Regions from separate parts of the Homo sapiens genome. Here region 1 is linked to region 2. The links are chromatin loops, found by intact Hi-C in ENCODE. Cell type or tissue: IMR-90. All regions are shown on one strand. Links, peaks and the distances in the headings refer to the core of each region. The heading gives the core; the rest is flanking DNA.

Region 1 (8,343 bases), core at 271-8,270, 960 kb after region 2:
TTGAACTCCTGGCCTCAGGTGATCCTTCCACCTCGGCCTCTTGTGTTACTGGGATTACACATAAGAGCCACCATGGCTGGCCTCCACTCCATTTTATTCAACTTGCTTCTCACTATATGCTTTAGTTTAAATGCTTCAGCAAACTCTGATCTGTGCATTTTAAATCTGTGAGCTGCCTGTCCCACAATTACAGGATAGCATGCCTGGCTGTGTAGCTGAAGGTTACTGTTGCCTCAAGGTTGTGTCCACACGACACCTCATCTGCCATTCTGCCCCTCACCTGTATTCCAACCACAATGTTTCCCATGCTTTCCCTTAAACACTTCAGACACATTCTCACCTCAGGACCTTTGCACCTGCTCTTCCCTCTGCCTGAAACATTTCCTGAGACATCTGCATGACTTGCTCCTTTAGTGCCTTCAGATGTCTCTTCCCTGAACCTCCTACAGAAAATTATGTCATTTTCCCAACAACAATTTCCAATTCTCTAACACCAACTGGGTGTCCTACAACCCAGTTCAATTCGGACATTACTTGGAGTGAGTGCAGATCCACAGAGTTAAGGATTCAGTCCCACAAGACTTCCTTCACTTCAGGTGCCAGCCACAAACGGGGTCCCCAGACTACCTGCATTTCTGCCCAGCCAACTGCAAATTTGAGGCTTCTCATGATCCCCTTGTGGTTCAATAATTTGCAAAAGTGACTCACAGAACTCAGGAAAGAGTTATAATCTCAGTTTTATTATGAAGAATACAACACAGAACAGCCAAATAGAAGAGATGTGTAAGACAAGGTATGGAGACAGGGGTGGCACAGAGCCTCCATGCCCTCCCCAGGCATGCCACCACCCAGCACATGGGTTCAGCAGCCCCGTTCACCAGCTCCCTAAACCTTGTTTTTGAAGAGTTTTTATTGAAGGGTCATTATATAGCCATGGCTGATTAAATCACCAGCCATTGGTGACAGGACTCAATCTCCAGTCCTTCTTCCCTGCAAAAGTTCCAACCCTCTAATCACGAGGTTGGTTCCTCTGATGACCGGCCCCTTCCTGAAACTACCTAAGGGCCCGCCAAAAGTAACCTCATTAGCGTAAAGTCAGGTAAGGTACAAAAGGGTTCATTATGAAAAATAAAACCTTCTAGAGGTTGTGGGTGAGGCAAATTCTCAAAGAAAGGAGGCAGATCAATGGCATCTCTACTGTATCCTGACATGACATTTGCTCACTCATTCATCTGACAATACTTAAGTGCCTGTTTTAGGCGAAACACTGTTCTGGATGCTGGAGACAGAATAGTAGGAAAAAATGATTAGGTCCCTGCTCTTATGGAGTTTATATTCTAATGGCAGGAGAGGCCATAATCAGATACACGAACAAATATTTAACATGTCATTTGATGGTAAACAAAATGGAAAAAGTAAAGTACGACAAAAGAGGAAGCACTCAGGGAAAAGGGGGACATTTCTATTTTGTGGTATAAAAAATAAGTGTATATATATATATACTTGTATACACTATATATACACTATATAGTATATACATACATATATACACTATATAGTGTATATACATACATATATACACTATACATATATACATATATGTATATATGTGTGTATATATACATATATGTATATATGTGTGTGTATATATACATATATGTATATATGTGTGTATATATACATATATGTATATATGTGTGTATATATACATACATATGTATATATATACACATATATGTATATGTAGACTATATATACATATATATGCACATATATATGTATATGTAGTCCCTCTAGCTGACCCGAAAAGACCACTTGTTCACATGTATATATGTATATGGTCTTTGCCACCCCACAATTGCTGGCACAGAGCTCCTAAAACCCTTGGAATCACAGGAGTGTTGACAGTCCTATATAATTCCATACGCCTCTCCCAAATCCGGCCCAGCCACATTTGGTTATTCCTTGGATGGAAATCCACTGCACTTGGCACAGGAATTTGGAGTGCAAACTGAAAGGCTAGGTCAGTTAAATGATGGTGAGAAACGAGCCCTCGTGAGCTCCATAGCAATTTCAGGCCACGTTCAATTACAAGAATAGGGAAGTCACAAAGAGGTAGAAACGGTCTGTCTGCAGAAGCGGGAGAACGGGACAGAGACACCAAGAGAAGAAGGGGTAAGAGATTATGTGATATTTGAGCGAGATTTAGGGATTTTCTAGACACCAACAACCACTATGACCTGCCAATTCCCTTCCTATCCTTGGATAGTGAGACGGATTCTTATACGCTTTCAATAAACCTTCTTTGTAACTAAGCTGGTTTGCGTGAACTTCTGCTCCTAGTCATAAATATTCCTTCGACAAAGGGCTTAGATGAAAGTGGTGTGGGGAGTCAAAAGAAGCCAAAAATAGGAGCCAGCTTAGCAACTGTTCCCGCCCCACACTGCCCAGCCTCCACTCCCTCAGCAAGTTCATTCTATCCTGTGGCCCCTGGGCCTGGCCACTTCCATCCTTTCTCTTGAGAATCTGCAATTAGAACTGGAAGATGACAGAGAGTATTGCCAGTCAGGCGAGGTCATGTGTTTGGAGAATCAGAGAGAGCCAGTGTGCAGAGAGAGGAATGAGGCAGAGGAGGAGTAACAGCGACAAAACAAACCACGATGTGTGTGAGAGAGAAGCTTCCATGGTGCCTAGACCTCCCAGGTCCCACCAGTGCCAGCCCCTAGGAAGCTTGGACACACTTGCCACCCTTGCTCCTGTAAGAACCCCTCTGTTCTTACATCTGTCTACTTTGCTTACATTTGCTTGAATAGATTTCTGTGATTTACGCCTTAAACATCCTTGACCAAGGCACAGTGGCCCTGGAAAGCAGGAGGTACACAGGGGAGCCCTGCTAAGCATTCAGAGGGAGGCTTCCAGGCCTGCGGAGTTGCTGACATCGAGTGGGACAAGATTAGAGATTCTCAGCCTCCCAGGAGGATATCGCATTCATGTTAGGTGCCAATTCATCAATTTCCACCACTGGACGATGACAAGGGAGTCCCTCTAGCTGACCCGGGAAGGCCACTTGCTCACCCACCACACCCTGAGCACACCTCATCCACTGGAGTCAGTCAGAGGAATGTCCCTGGGCCCCATAGGCTTCCAGAAGCTACATTGCCACAGTGTGAGGACTGTCAAGCTGGAAGCCATTTAGAGGCTGGCTGCTCACAGGCACCGGGCGAGCTCGGCGCTGGCTCTCTCTGCTTCTGACTCCTCAGCTCCCTGCCAGTGCCTGACAGGGGTGGAGTGACTCACCGCATATCCCTACCTCTGAGCACATCTGTGGCTCCCCAGTGTCCCGTGATGGCCCAGCCCACAGCACCGCAGGGTCAGAGGCTTCCTCGGCTGTCTGCTGGGGCCTCTCCATGAGTCATCCCTGCTTCAGCCCTCAGCAGCCCTCAGCAGAGGGAACGGTCTGGTCACCAAGCTGTTGTCACAAAATCCACCTTTTATGGTCTGCCTCCCAGTATCTTATCACTGAGGGGATGGTGGGGGCTGGGGATGGCAGACACACGGGCACCTGGGGGTTTCTGAGGCTGAGCACAGCAGGCTCCCAGGTTTATGAGCTTTCGAGGCAGAGTCTCACAGTGAGTGCTTGTCTTCATGGCAGACCTTCTTGGCCAGCACTAGGTCTGCAGAGTTCAGCTTTGCTCAGCTTTACGGAGACATCTATGTGCTCATCCAGAGGTGGGAGGGGGTGCCCCACTCTGTCTATAAGTGGGAGAGGGCAGGGCCTGGGCACCCTATCCCCAGGACACAGGACCTGGGCACCCAGTACCTAGGCCCCTCACAGGTACTCAGGAAATACTTCCTGAATGAATTCTGTCTCATGACCTGCTCACCCACTTTCAAAATTCCTTCTTTTGAAGGAATTAACCCTACCCCAAGGGTTTGCAGTCACTAGATCTGCTGGGTGGGTCACTCGCCCACCACTCACCCAATCAGGGACAAATTCAGGTTGGTAGAGGGGCAGGAAAATGAGGCCAGTCCTTTTTCTTCTTCCCTACCAGACACATTCTGCTCTGCTGAGAGTGGAGAGAGGGCCAAAGGCAGAGAGGATTATGCCCCCACCCAGCTGGAAGTTCTAGGGGTTGCCCACCCATTCTTTCCCTTCCAGCAAGAGTGAGATGGCTTTCTGAGACTTGGTCAACGCCCTTTCCTAACGTTGATAACTCTAAGTCAGAGACCCCAAGCTAAAGCCTGGTTTCTCTTTCTCCTGAAGGAATCTCCCTTGTTCCTGATATGGTGAGATTCTCCCTCTGCCAGTGGGCTAATTTGTTCTTTCTCTTTCCAATTTTGGTATACCAGGGCTCAACGCTTGCCCTTCCTAACATTCCAGTCCCTTCACCCCTCCACCCACCCCTCCTAATTATGTCTAAATTCTAGTAAAAATGGTCCTGAGTTCCTCTTTTCTGTCCAGAGTGCAGAACTTGCTTTGGGGGAGAAGGTAGGTCCCTGTTCTTTCTTATAGGCTGTAAGTTCTGGGGAACCTCTGAAGAGCAGAGTGTGTGTGTGTGTGTGTGTGTGTGTGTGTGTGTGTGTGTGTGTATGCATGTGTGCGTGTGTGCTAGGGAATGGTGGAAGAGAGTGGCACCTTTCCTCCTACCCATAGAGTCTTACTCAGCTGTGTCATGGAAGAGAGAGAAAAGAAAGACGGTAGGTTTCTGAATCTCTTCATGTTCCTTCGGAACAGTGCGTTCAGTGCAGCCCTGTGCCCGCTATCCTAATTCTACCCAATCACCAGATTCTCTAAGGAAAAATCAGTTACAGCGGAGGGTCTCTGTGAGTTCTGCTGGAGTGTAAACAACTGTCTGCCTCCCACCAGCACCCATCCCAGACTCACACCTCAGGAGAACCCAGAGGACACTAAGAGATTCTACCACGTTTCACTGGCCTCAAAGAAAGTTTCATGCCTCAGACAAAACATTCATCCCCCCCTTCGTTCTCCCCAACAGAATCCTAGTTCTAAGCCATGAGCCACTCCTCCCATGCATGACTCAGGGGCAGATTCTCATCCTTCTTAGCCTGAGGAACTCATGGCAATCCCATTCTCTTCCTGTAATGTTTCAGGAGTCACCATGTGGCCTGGTTCTGGCCAAGGATATGGGAGAGATGCCTGCCAGAGGCATCTGAGGAAGGTTTCTTCCCTCCTAAGAGACACAGGAAGACACAGTTCTCTCCCCTGGACACTGATGTCTCCAGAGAGAGATCTGGAACTCATGTGGCCATAACACAGGGGACAAGCCCAAGGAAGACTGAGCAAAGAGTATCACAGAGAAGCAGAGTCAGCAGCATGCGGGATGATGTCTGGAGATTACCCTGCTCTTGGCTCAGCATTGGGGAGAGAACACATTTCCTTGCAGTTGATGGCAGTTTCAGTCATGGTTTCTGTTACAGGCAGCTGAAAACATCCAGCTGTACAGCAGCCTTGCTAGAAACAGTCTCCCTCTCCATGGTTATTACGCTGAAAGGTCATCCCTACTAGGCTAGGGATTCCACCCCACTTCCCCCACCCTGGAAAATTCCGATCTGGTCTAGGTTGGGTGGCTGGACTACCTTCTCTGGAGAGTGGTGAGGAAGATGGAACTACTTTCTCTTTCAGACCTATAGTTCAGTGACCTCCAGTGATTAAATGGGGCCAGGATGTCTTGATTCAGTGGCCCCTGCCACCCTTATTAGGAAGAATTTTTCAATCAATTTCTGTATTTTGCCCCAACACATACTATTTAGAGCAAAGTCCTCTGAGAAGCCAAGAAAAATCTAGGCATTCATTTTTTGAGGCTCTCACCATATCGAAATAAAGAAGCAATTTCAATATAACATTGCAGAAATTATAATTTAAATGTTTACATCTTGCAAGTAAGTATGTTTCACATATTCCCTTGTCCCTCAGTACACACAAAATACACTGGAGAAGGATCTGGTTAGGGGAGGGTATTTAAAGAGTTAAAGCTGAGGTTTGAGCATCCTTCTTTCTAATATTTTCAAAAATCCCCTGAGACAGTGAGAATGACATCATTTGTAGATAATTGAAAGTACAAATTTGGGGCCCTTTGTCAGAACGTTGGAATGACCCTTTGTAGGAGCCCATGATAGTCTCTGCCAGAATCACAAAAGCATCAGCCTTCCCACCAGCCTCTGACACCCAAGCACCAGTTCCCGTGAAGCCCAACTCTTGTATTCTGAGCTTCTAGTCATCAGATACATATGGTAGAGTATTGAAAGAGGCAAGGGCTGCCATGACAATGAGAAAACAAAAAAAAAGGTAACCTTTTCAGCAACCTCTGCCAGCAATGCACTGAAGAGCCGCTAGGCTCTCAGGATCCTGGGCCTGGAATGTGGAGTTTAACAAGGGCTTGATGCCTGGCTCCAGCACAGGCTGCACAGAGGCTTTGTCTCATAGCAGCCTGGAGAGACACACCATTATTTTCCCCTCTGAAATAATAAGCACTTTAGCAAAGGAAAATCTTGTCAATTCCCTAGGGAGTGTATTATCCCTTCTCTGAAGCAGTATAACATAGGGGTTATGGTCCTGTCACTTACACAGTGGTGTGAACTTGGGCAAATTACTTTAGCTTGATGCCTCAGTTTTTCCAGCTCTAAAATGCGAATAGTAATTGGGTGATTATGAGAACTAAATGAGTTCTTACATGTGAAGTGCAAAGTAAATATACTATAATTTTGATGATGGTCATTATACCAGTTGTAATATTGTATATTATACAGTAGAACTATTATACTATTGTTATTGTGTTAATACTGCCCAGGCAGAAAGGGATTTGTGTTGGGTGGTGTGGCAGGTAGAGTGGTAGCCCCCAAAGATGTCCATGTCCTAATCCCCAGAATCTGTGAAACGGTTGTTACGTGGCAAAGGGGAATTAAGATTGCAGATGGAACTAAAATTGTTAATCAGGTGACATTGAGAGAAGGAGATGATACTGGATTATTTGGATGGATTCTATCTAATCAAAGATCATTATAAGAGGGTGGCAGGAGAGCCAAAGATGTGATGATAGCATGAAAGTAAAAGAGAAAAAGATAACACCTCCATAAATCAGTAGAAAGTTGGGTCAATAAGTAACGATTCTGGTTCCCCAACTTTTCTGACTGAAGAAATCAGTGCTTTAAAACACTGAAGGTAAATAAATAACTTCCAAAGTTTCCAATAGTTGAAAGGAGGAATAGTGCCATGTTAAGTCTCCTTGCCTGAAATTGGGGGGTTGTGAGGGTGACACCCTTGAAAGTTATAGGGGTCATGATTTAGTCCCATAAGAGTTTAGTTTCTTGCAGAGGTGGCAAACAGCCTTCATGTTGCGTGTCAACTTTGGTCTGTTTTTTAGGGACTACTGGGAAAGCTGCACTGAGAAACTTGTTATGAGGTCTCACACACATTCAGGTGGAGAGAATGCGGCAATGATTAGCCACGTCCGTTATGGACACAGGAAAGAAGCTTTGTTCCATCGTACTACTTGCCATTCCAGGTAGACAGGAACATGACAACAGCTGGCCAAGGGTCAGGCTAGTCTGATCAGACCTAAACCTAGACTTGTCCATGGGTGTTATCATGCCTTGTGTTCATGATAGCCCTGGATACTTTAACTTTCTCCATATTGCAGATTTTGATGTTTCCTTTCATTTTATTTTCAAATGTCTAAGTGAAAAAAAAAAACTTCACTGAAATGTATAGTGTATGTGAGAATCTCTCAAAGTTTGTTCCTGTGTATGAAAGAAATGCCTCTCCCTGTGTGAAGAAAATCTGAATTCAATCCCAGCAACTCAATTAAGATTTATCCATTTTTTTCCAGGTTTTCCACTGACAGCCTTCATTCCAGAAGAAATAATATGTATTTTTAGTGGGCTAGCACTGCTAATTGACGTGCTGTGAAATGAATCCAGCCCTCAGATGTGGTTTTAAAATTGAATTCATCTTCAACCTAAAAGAACTACTAATTATTATGTTAAAATCTGGGTCATCCAATTCTTTTTAAAGAGCTAGAGGTCTGGTCCAACTTTATCCACATTGGTCAAATGAGCATCCCCATTCTGTTTACATCGAGTTACAAGGAAACATCGATGGCTTTCCTATCTCCAAAAGCAACAAAGAACGATAGAACTCAGCACTCTACCTGTGGGGCAGGGGCTAGGCATGAGTTCTAAATTTCATACGACCTGTTGGTTGTCACAATTTGTTGGGGAGGTTGCTACTGGTATCTCCAGAGTAGAGGTCAGGAGTACTGCTAAATATACTACAATGCACAGAACAGTTCCCCCACAGCAAAGAATTATCTGGTCCCATATGTC
Region 2 (8,286 bases), core at 1-8,000:
GTTTAGGCTTATGTTTTTTTCTTAGCATATTAATGATATATTGTTATTAACAAACCAAACTTAGACTTAAATAAACCAGTTTATTACTTCTCCTAATTCTATTCATTGATTGGGCAGTTCTGCTGGTTTCACCTGGGTTCACTTATGTGTCTGTAGTTAGCTGGTGGATCAACTGGGATGGCTGAAAAAGATGAAATGTCTGGCCTGTTTGTCTCCACATGGTTTTTCATCCTGGGTGTCTTCACAGCATGGAGATCTCTGTGTACCATGAGGGTGAGAAGCTGCAGACCTCTAATGGCGGCTGAGGCTAGAAAGACACATAGCATCAGTTCTTCTGCATTCTATTGGTCAAAGTAAGTCAGGGGACCAAACCAGTTTCAAGGGGTGGCAAAGTCACATTCAAAATGCGTGTGCATCCACTGGTAGGAGGATTATTATGCCTTTCTTTGGGCACTTAATCTACCATCAGGTTTATCTATTGATTTGTTTTTTGACCTTATTATTATTTGGTTTCATAGTAAAGAATAGAGCAAAGACAATTTTATACTGCTGCCTTTAACAGGAAATCAAGCTATTATTAATTTTAATAATGACAAATAATTTTAAAAACTCAATGTTATGCCTCATTTTTAATGACATAGCACATTTTATTTTTGTACTTTTTAAAGGATTATAAAATAGAACTTAAGAAATGCCTCTACATGTAGGTAATAGCTTCCAGTAATAGTGCAAGGATGCTGAGACCTGATATGGGAAAGTATTTCCCAGTTCATGCAGTATGGGGTAAGAAATTTTGGAATGGAGGTAAGGAAGGCTGGCTTCTACTTTTGATTCCAATTCTCTAAGTCTAGCTTTGAGATCTTGAGAAAATCAGTTTAGTCTCTCCTTAACTACAATGAGGAAGTTCCTAAACTATAAGGTCATACAAGTTGCCTGTGGGATTTATTAAAAATTTAAATTCCTGGTCCCTTTTCTTCTTGACATTTTGACTCAATAGGTCAAAAATAAGGTCTAAGAATCTGAATTTTTAAAATAAGCACTTCAGAAAAAGATTCAAATAAACACAATCAGAAATGACAAGGGGCATATTACCACTGACCCAATAGAAATACAATGACCACCAGAGAATATTATGAACACCTCTATGCACACAAACTAGAAAATGTAGAAGAAATGGATAAAATCCTGGACACATACAACCTCCCAAAGCTGAACCAGGAAGAAACTGAATCCTTGAATAGACCAATAACGAGCTCTGAAATTGAGGCAATACTAAATAGCCTACCAAAAAAACAAAACAAAACAAAACAAAAACAAAAACAAAACCCAGGACCAGACAGATTTACAGCTGAATGCTACCAGATGTACAAAGAAGAGCTGGTATCATTCCTCCTGAAAGTACTCTAAAAAACTGGGGAGGAAGGACTCCTCCCTAACTCATTCTTTGAGGCCAGCATCATCCTGATTCCAAAACCTGGCAGACACACAACAAAAAAAGAAAACTTTAGGTCAGTATCTTTGATGAACATTGCTGCAAAAGTCCTCAACAAAATACTGGCAAACTGAATCCAGTAGCACATCAGAAAGCTTATCCATCACAATCAAGTAGGCTTTATCCATAGGATCAAGGTTGGTTCAACATATGCAAATCAATCAATGTGATTCATCACAATAACAGAACTAAAGACAAAACCATATGATTATCTCAACAGATGCAGAAAAGGCTTTCAATAAAATTCAACACCCCTTCATATTAAAAACTTTCAGTAAGCTAGGTATTGAAGGAACATGCTTCAAAATAATAACAGCCATCTGTGATAAAACCACAGCCAATATCATACGGAGTGAACAAAAGCTGGATGCATTCTTAAAAACCAGCACAAGACAAGGATGTCCTCTCTCACCACTTTTATTCAACATAGTATTGGAAGTCCTGGCCAGGACAATCGGACAAAAGAAATAAATAAAGGGGATCCAGATAGGAAGAGGAAGCCAAGCTATTCTGGTTTGCAAATAACATGATTCTATATCTAGAAAACCCCATAATCTCATCCCAAAAGCTCCTTAAGCTAATAAACAGCTTCAGCAAAGTCTCATGATACAAAATCAATGTGCAAAAATTATTAACATTCCTATACACCAAAAACAGTCAAGCTGAGAGCCAAATCAGAAACACAATCCCATTTACAATCGCCACAAAAAAGAAAAAGTACTAAGAATACGGCTTACCAGGGTGGTGAAATATCTCTACAAGAACTATAAAACACTGCTCAAAGAAATCAGAGATGACACAAACAAATGGAAAAACATTCTATGCTCATGGATAGGAAGAATTCATACTGTTATAATGGCCATACTGCCCAAAGCAATTTATAGATTCAATGCTATTCCTATTAAACTACAATTGACATTCTTCACAGAGCTAGAAAAAGCCATTTAAAAATTCATATGGAACCAAAAAAGAACCAAATAGCGACGGCAGTCCCAGGCAAAAAGAAGAAAGCTGGAGGCATCACACTACCCAACTTCAAACTTTACTACAGAGCTACAATAACAAAAATAACATGGTACTGGTACAAAAACAGACACGTAGACCAATGGAACAGAATAAGGAGCCTAGAAATAAGGCCGCACACCTACAACCATTTTATCTTTGACAAAACTGACAAGAACAAGCAATGGGGAAAGGGCTCTCTATGCAATAAATGGTGCTGGGATAACTGGCTTATGCAGAAGATTGAAATTGAACCCATTCCTTACACTATATACAAAAATCAACCCAAGACAGGTTAAAGACTTAAATGTAAACCCCAAAACTATAAAAACCTTGGAAGACAACCTAGGCAATACCATTCTGGACACAAGAATGGGCACAGATTTCATGACTAAGATGCCAAAAGCCATTGCAACAAAAGTAAAAATTGACAAATGGGATGTAATTAAACTAAAGAGCTTCTGCACAGCAAAATAAACTATCAACAGAGTGAACAGACTACCTACAGAATGGGAGAAAATTTTCCCAAACTGTGCATCTGACAAAGGTCTAATATCCAGCATCTATAAGGAACTTTACAGGAAAAAAAAGCACTATTAAAAAGTGGGTGAAGATCATGAACAGACTTTCAAAAGAAGACATACATTGTGGCCAAAAAGCATATAAAAAATGCTTAATATCACTGATCGTTAGAGAAATGCAAATCAAAACCATAATGAGATACCATCTCACACCAGTCGGAGTAACTATTATTAAAAAGTCAAAAAATAACAGATGCTGGTGAGGTTGCAGTGAAAAAAGAATGCTTATAAACTTCTGGTGGGAGTGTAAATTCGCTCGATCATTGTGGAAGATAGTGTGGTGATTCCTTAAAGAGCTAAAAACAGAACTACCATTTGACCCAGCAATTTCATTACTGGATATATAGCCAAAGGAATATAAATTGTTCTGTCATAAAGACACATGCATGTTTATGTTCATTGCAGCACTATTCACAATAGCAAAGACATGGAAGCAACCTAAATGCCCATCAGTGACAGAGTGGATAAAGAAAATGTAGTATGCATACAGCATGCAGCCATAAAAAAGAATGAGATCATGTCTTTTGCTGGAACATAGATAGAGCTGGAGGCCATTATCCTTAGCAAACTAACACAGGAATAGAAAGCCAAATACTGCATGTTGTCATTTATAAGTGGGGGCTAAATGATGAGAACATGTGGACACACAGAGGGGAACAACGCACACTGGGGTCTATCAGAGTGTGGAGGTTGGAAGGAGGGAGACTATCAGGAAAAATAACTAATGGGTACTAGACTTAAAATTTAGGTGATGAAATAATCTGTACAACAAAACCCCATGATGCAAGTTTTTACCTGTGTAAAACACCTGCACATGTACCCCAAACTTAAAATAAAAGTTAAAAAAAAATAAGCACTTCTTATAATTTCATTGCCAGGAATGGTGACTATACTTTGAGAAATATTTTATATTATAAGTATGATAGAACTTTGGAAACCTCAAAACCTGTGCCTACTTTCAAAATTTTATTAATTATGAAATGCATACTTAAAATGTTTGTTCACTGAGCAATGATTAGCTATTTGTCTGCATCATTTATAATGTCTTTGTGAATAAACATTCTAACTTGTAGGCAATGCTTTGCATCTGTTATTTTGCAAATAAAAGAAAAATTTGTTTCTCATGACCACTATTAAATCTGTTGACTTAAAAAAGTACATATTTTTGTGATTCTCAACATCATATCAGACTTTTCTTTCTTGACACATGAAATTGAAATAATATCACTAATATTACAATTAATCATAGAGACATGGGGGTGGATGTTCAAGGACTTGAAAAGCTGTATCTCACACTGTCTAATATGTGAAAGCATTAGGTTGTCTTTTAGGGAAATTACTTGTTATTATTCAGACATATCCCATCCACTTCAAAGTTGGTCCTAAGCAATGAGAAGTGAAAATTATTAAAATGAAGTTTGCATATATTAGGTGCTCAGAGTACTAAATAAAACAATTTACTTTTACATCAGAAAATAGAATTCAACGACTTAACATTAAATGGTCCAAGGTCAATGTCACCAACATATAACTTGCAACAGACAGAATAAGAGATCAGGACATATGATTTAGTAGTAAGCTACTGTAGGAATATTCACTTGCAGAGTTTTGTTGTTTTGTTTTTTTTTTTTAGACTTTATGGGCCACATTTTTAGCTTGAGGGCCATACAAAAATGGGCCACAGACCGCATACTGCCCCTGATTATAATAAAAACATATGTCAAACTATGAGTAAGATTGATTCCTGGTTTTAAACATTGTGTTAGTAATTTAGGTGACAACTTTTTTGGTTAGGGCAACTCTCCATTCGGCCACTTGATGGCAGCATTTACTATGTGCTAACATTGAACTTCAATTTTTTTTTTTTTTTTTTTTTTTTTTCTCCTCTTTAGGTTGTTCAGCCTCGTTTAACATTGGTGGTGGAAAAAAGATTGATAGCAATGCAAATGTATTTATAACCACGAGAGATAGCCACCTTCCACCCCAATTAGCCTTTGCATTGATTTACTGAGGAAAAACATCTATTACCGAAAAAGTCTTACAGATTAGTGTTGCATTATTTTGTTACAGTTGAAATATCTGTAGGAAAAGTGATCTCACAGATCTCATTTTAATCTAACCAAAAATGTACTTTCCCCAATAATTAAAAAAAAAAAGATTTATCATTGAGAATGCAGCTCTGGTTCAGAATGCTATACTACAGCTTTTCCCCTTAAAGCTATATACTTAGTTATTTGAATATTTTTTAATAATGAGCTTGTGTCACATTTTAGGTCTTTAAAAAGAGATTTATTCATGAGCTGTTGCTTGAATAAAGCCATTGATCTACCAAAAAAATTTCCTATTTCTCAATTTCTTTGTGAGAATATAATTACGATCTGAATTAGTCTTTAAAAAAAATAAAAGAGCATACTGCTTCCTGAAATACATTTTGTACCCCCCAAATAATGGAGCTGCAGCTGAGACTTTTCCTGCAGAAAAAAAAAAACTTACCAGTAATGATTCTATAAACATCCTGGCAACAACTTTCTAGGGGAGGGTTCACTAGGAGAACTCCCATTTGAGATTTACATGGAGCACAAATTGGTAAATTTATAAGGCGGTTACGATTTCGTGCTTTTGGCTTGAAAGGAGGGAATCATTTTTTTGTTTGTTTTTAAACCACCCCTTCTTCTCCTCTGGCCCCTTATTTCTCCCAAAAAAAATGGCATTTGGAAGAGTTTGGTGGCTTTACTTTCCTTTTTTTTTCTGCTCCATGATTGGAGAAGATTCCCATATTATAATATATTGCCATTTGAATTTATATGTCAGAGCAAGGTTAAAGTACTCAACAGTAGAGTTGTAAAGGAGGCTCTTCTGGGGCCACTGGGCCTGTGTAAATGGCAAGAATGTAGCATGGGAAGTCTTGGACCATGAGTTTATATAAATAACTTTGTGGGTGGATATAAATATTCTGGGGAGGCGATTCCAGCTCTGCTGTTTTCACAGGCTCAACTCTATTTTCCTGAGCTCTGTGTATGTTTACTTACATACAATTGTATATTTCCTTCTGTTTATACACAGTTGGGTTTTCTGGCCCTATATAAGGAGATTTATGTTCCACACACATTCTTCCTATAGCTCATCTCACGCTAGTTAAACATTTTTTATAAAAGAAAACTAATGCAAGATTACCGTAGAAACCTTAGAAAATATGGATAAGTGAAAATAAATAAAAGCATATATCTTACCATGCTATTATTTGTTACAGTCTAGCACTCCCTCTATATATATGTATGCACACACACACATACATACACACACTTACAAATAAATACAAATCTATATTATAAAAATTAGACCATGCACTAGTTTTGCACAGGTTTTTCCCAACCCAGCTGAATACAATTTCTATTGCTATACAATTCACTTCTATTCCTCTTCTTTTTAACACAAGAATATATTTCTTATTATGCTTCACCTTTATATTTCTTATTATGAGGAATACTACTTGGCTTGGATTCCTGGAAAAGATACTACCTGACTTGGACCCCTGGTATGATCGTGTCCCTGTGGGAATTCATACAGAGGACCCAACCACAGACGGCCTGATGACAACAGGGAATACTTTCAAAATTATATAGGAAGTTGAATGCTAGATTTGACAGGCTTAATTGCTGATATGTTCAGTTTCGAATGAAATCAATGTGGGAAAGAAAAAGGAAATAATAGCTCTGACAGCTTTCCCAATCTGCAGCATTTGCTGTCTGTAAAGTCTTGTTAAATTCTAGCCAGCAGTTTAGGAAGGAAAAGCTGAAGTGAATGCACCAGAGAGGGGCTGACTGTCCTTTTAGGAGAGGCTTGTTTTCAATCTGCCTGGTGCTCAGAGATATCGAGTGCCCACAGGACAATGCTGTCCCTCCCACTGGTGATGAAAGGTACTGGGAACTTGTTACCTATAAATGCCAACTGTAAGTTGCAACAGCTTCAGCAACAGCTGTCTCGCCAATTACCCAGTGGTGTGTGTGTGTGCATTCCTGCATTCATGCACATTGTTTCATTTATGTTGACTCTTCTGGTTAGCATAGTCTAATCAAAGGCCAACCACTGGAACCTGGGTCAGTGTACCTGGCCTCCCAGTGTGTGGTGTCTGAATACAGGGACCTAGTTTGATTATAGTGAGATTTACTCCATTATCCTCAGCTGTATCTCATTTAAGGCTGGACAAAAAGGTCTCAGAAAAGCGAATGAAGCATAGAAGTGCTGGTGGTTTGATATGAGGGTAGGAGTAGAGAAAATGTGAAAGTTATTGAGGCGTTCCTGCTTGTCAGAACATTTTGGGAGTCTCCCTAAATTCTGAAGCCAACTTAGGGTTGAGCAAGTTTGTTCAATGAGCTTGGTAAGCCCTGTAGCCTAAAGACTGGTTCTGGGTTTATAATAGTAGAGTGCTGTGTTTTTTTGTTGTTTTATTTGTTGTTGTTTTTTTTTTGTTTTATTTGTTGTTTTGCCATTTGCAAGTGTTGAACTCATGTGAATTTTTTATCTGTTCAATAAAAAATTACCCAGAGAGTTGAAATTGGCATTGATTTTTAATTTCTACAGAAGTTATTACAGATATATATCAGTGTCAATTAAAACAGTTTCATTGCGTACTACATATAGGAAATCAAATTTCATAATTGCATTTAGCATATGGGCAGTAGTACTGATTTCAGAGATTAAAGGTCATTGGTGATTAGGCTCTGAGTTTAAATAAAATTACATTATATTTTTTCCTCTTCCTCCTAGATTGCAAACATGATGGACAGGAAATGCTGGCATGACTTAGAATTACCTAGTAAAAGTCATGTTGATGCCTGTTTTCTGTTTGCCTTCTTTCTTGCACCCCATCCTCCATAATTGCAAAGATAACTTGAAGGTAAACGTGTTTTTTTTTTTTTTTTTGAGGCAGATCTCACTCTGTCGCCCAGGCTGGAGTGCAGTGGCGCGATCTCGGCTCACTGCAGCCTCTGCATCCCGTGTTCAAGTGATTCTCCAACCTCTGCCTCCCTGGTAGCTGGGACTATAGGCATCCACCACCACGCCTGGCTAATTTTTGTTTTTTTTTTGGTAGAGACAAGGAGGTTTCACCACGTTGGCCAGGCTGGTCTCGAACTCCTGACCTCAACGGATCCACCCACTTTGGCCTCCCAAAGTGCTGGGATTACAGGTATGAGCTACTGTGCCCGGCCC

The links. A loop is a pair of places that touch in the nucleus more often than their neighbours do. Peaks named below come from ENCODE experiments on the same cell type or tissue, not always from the same donor. Only the 100,000 strongest peaks of a DNase experiment are listed, where the experiment ranks them.
Region 1: a loop joins it to region 2, with 4 times the contacts of the local background. A loop is called at or near these places in 3 of 110 quality-filtered maps.

The regions. Positions count from the first base shown.
Region 1 is chr5:124,625,905-124,634,247 of GRCh38, forward strand. No RefSeq gene overlaps it. Among named protein-coding and RNA genes, the nearest start is that of ZNF608, 120 kb to the right of the region's middle. RefSeq lists an enhancer at 5,320-5,369 and a silencer at 6,232-6,526. In IMR-90, for the core only: no CTCF peak of the experiment used is centred there; DNase peaks (open chromatin) are centred at 3,337 and 5,047; H3K27ac peaks cover 2,272 bases.
Region 2 is chr5:123,666,269-123,674,554 of GRCh38, forward strand. No RefSeq gene overlaps it. Among named protein-coding and RNA genes, the nearest start is that of CSNK1G3, 160 kb to the left of the region's middle. In IMR-90, for the core only: a CTCF peak has its summit at 4,886 (motif pointing right); no DNase peak of the experiment used is centred there.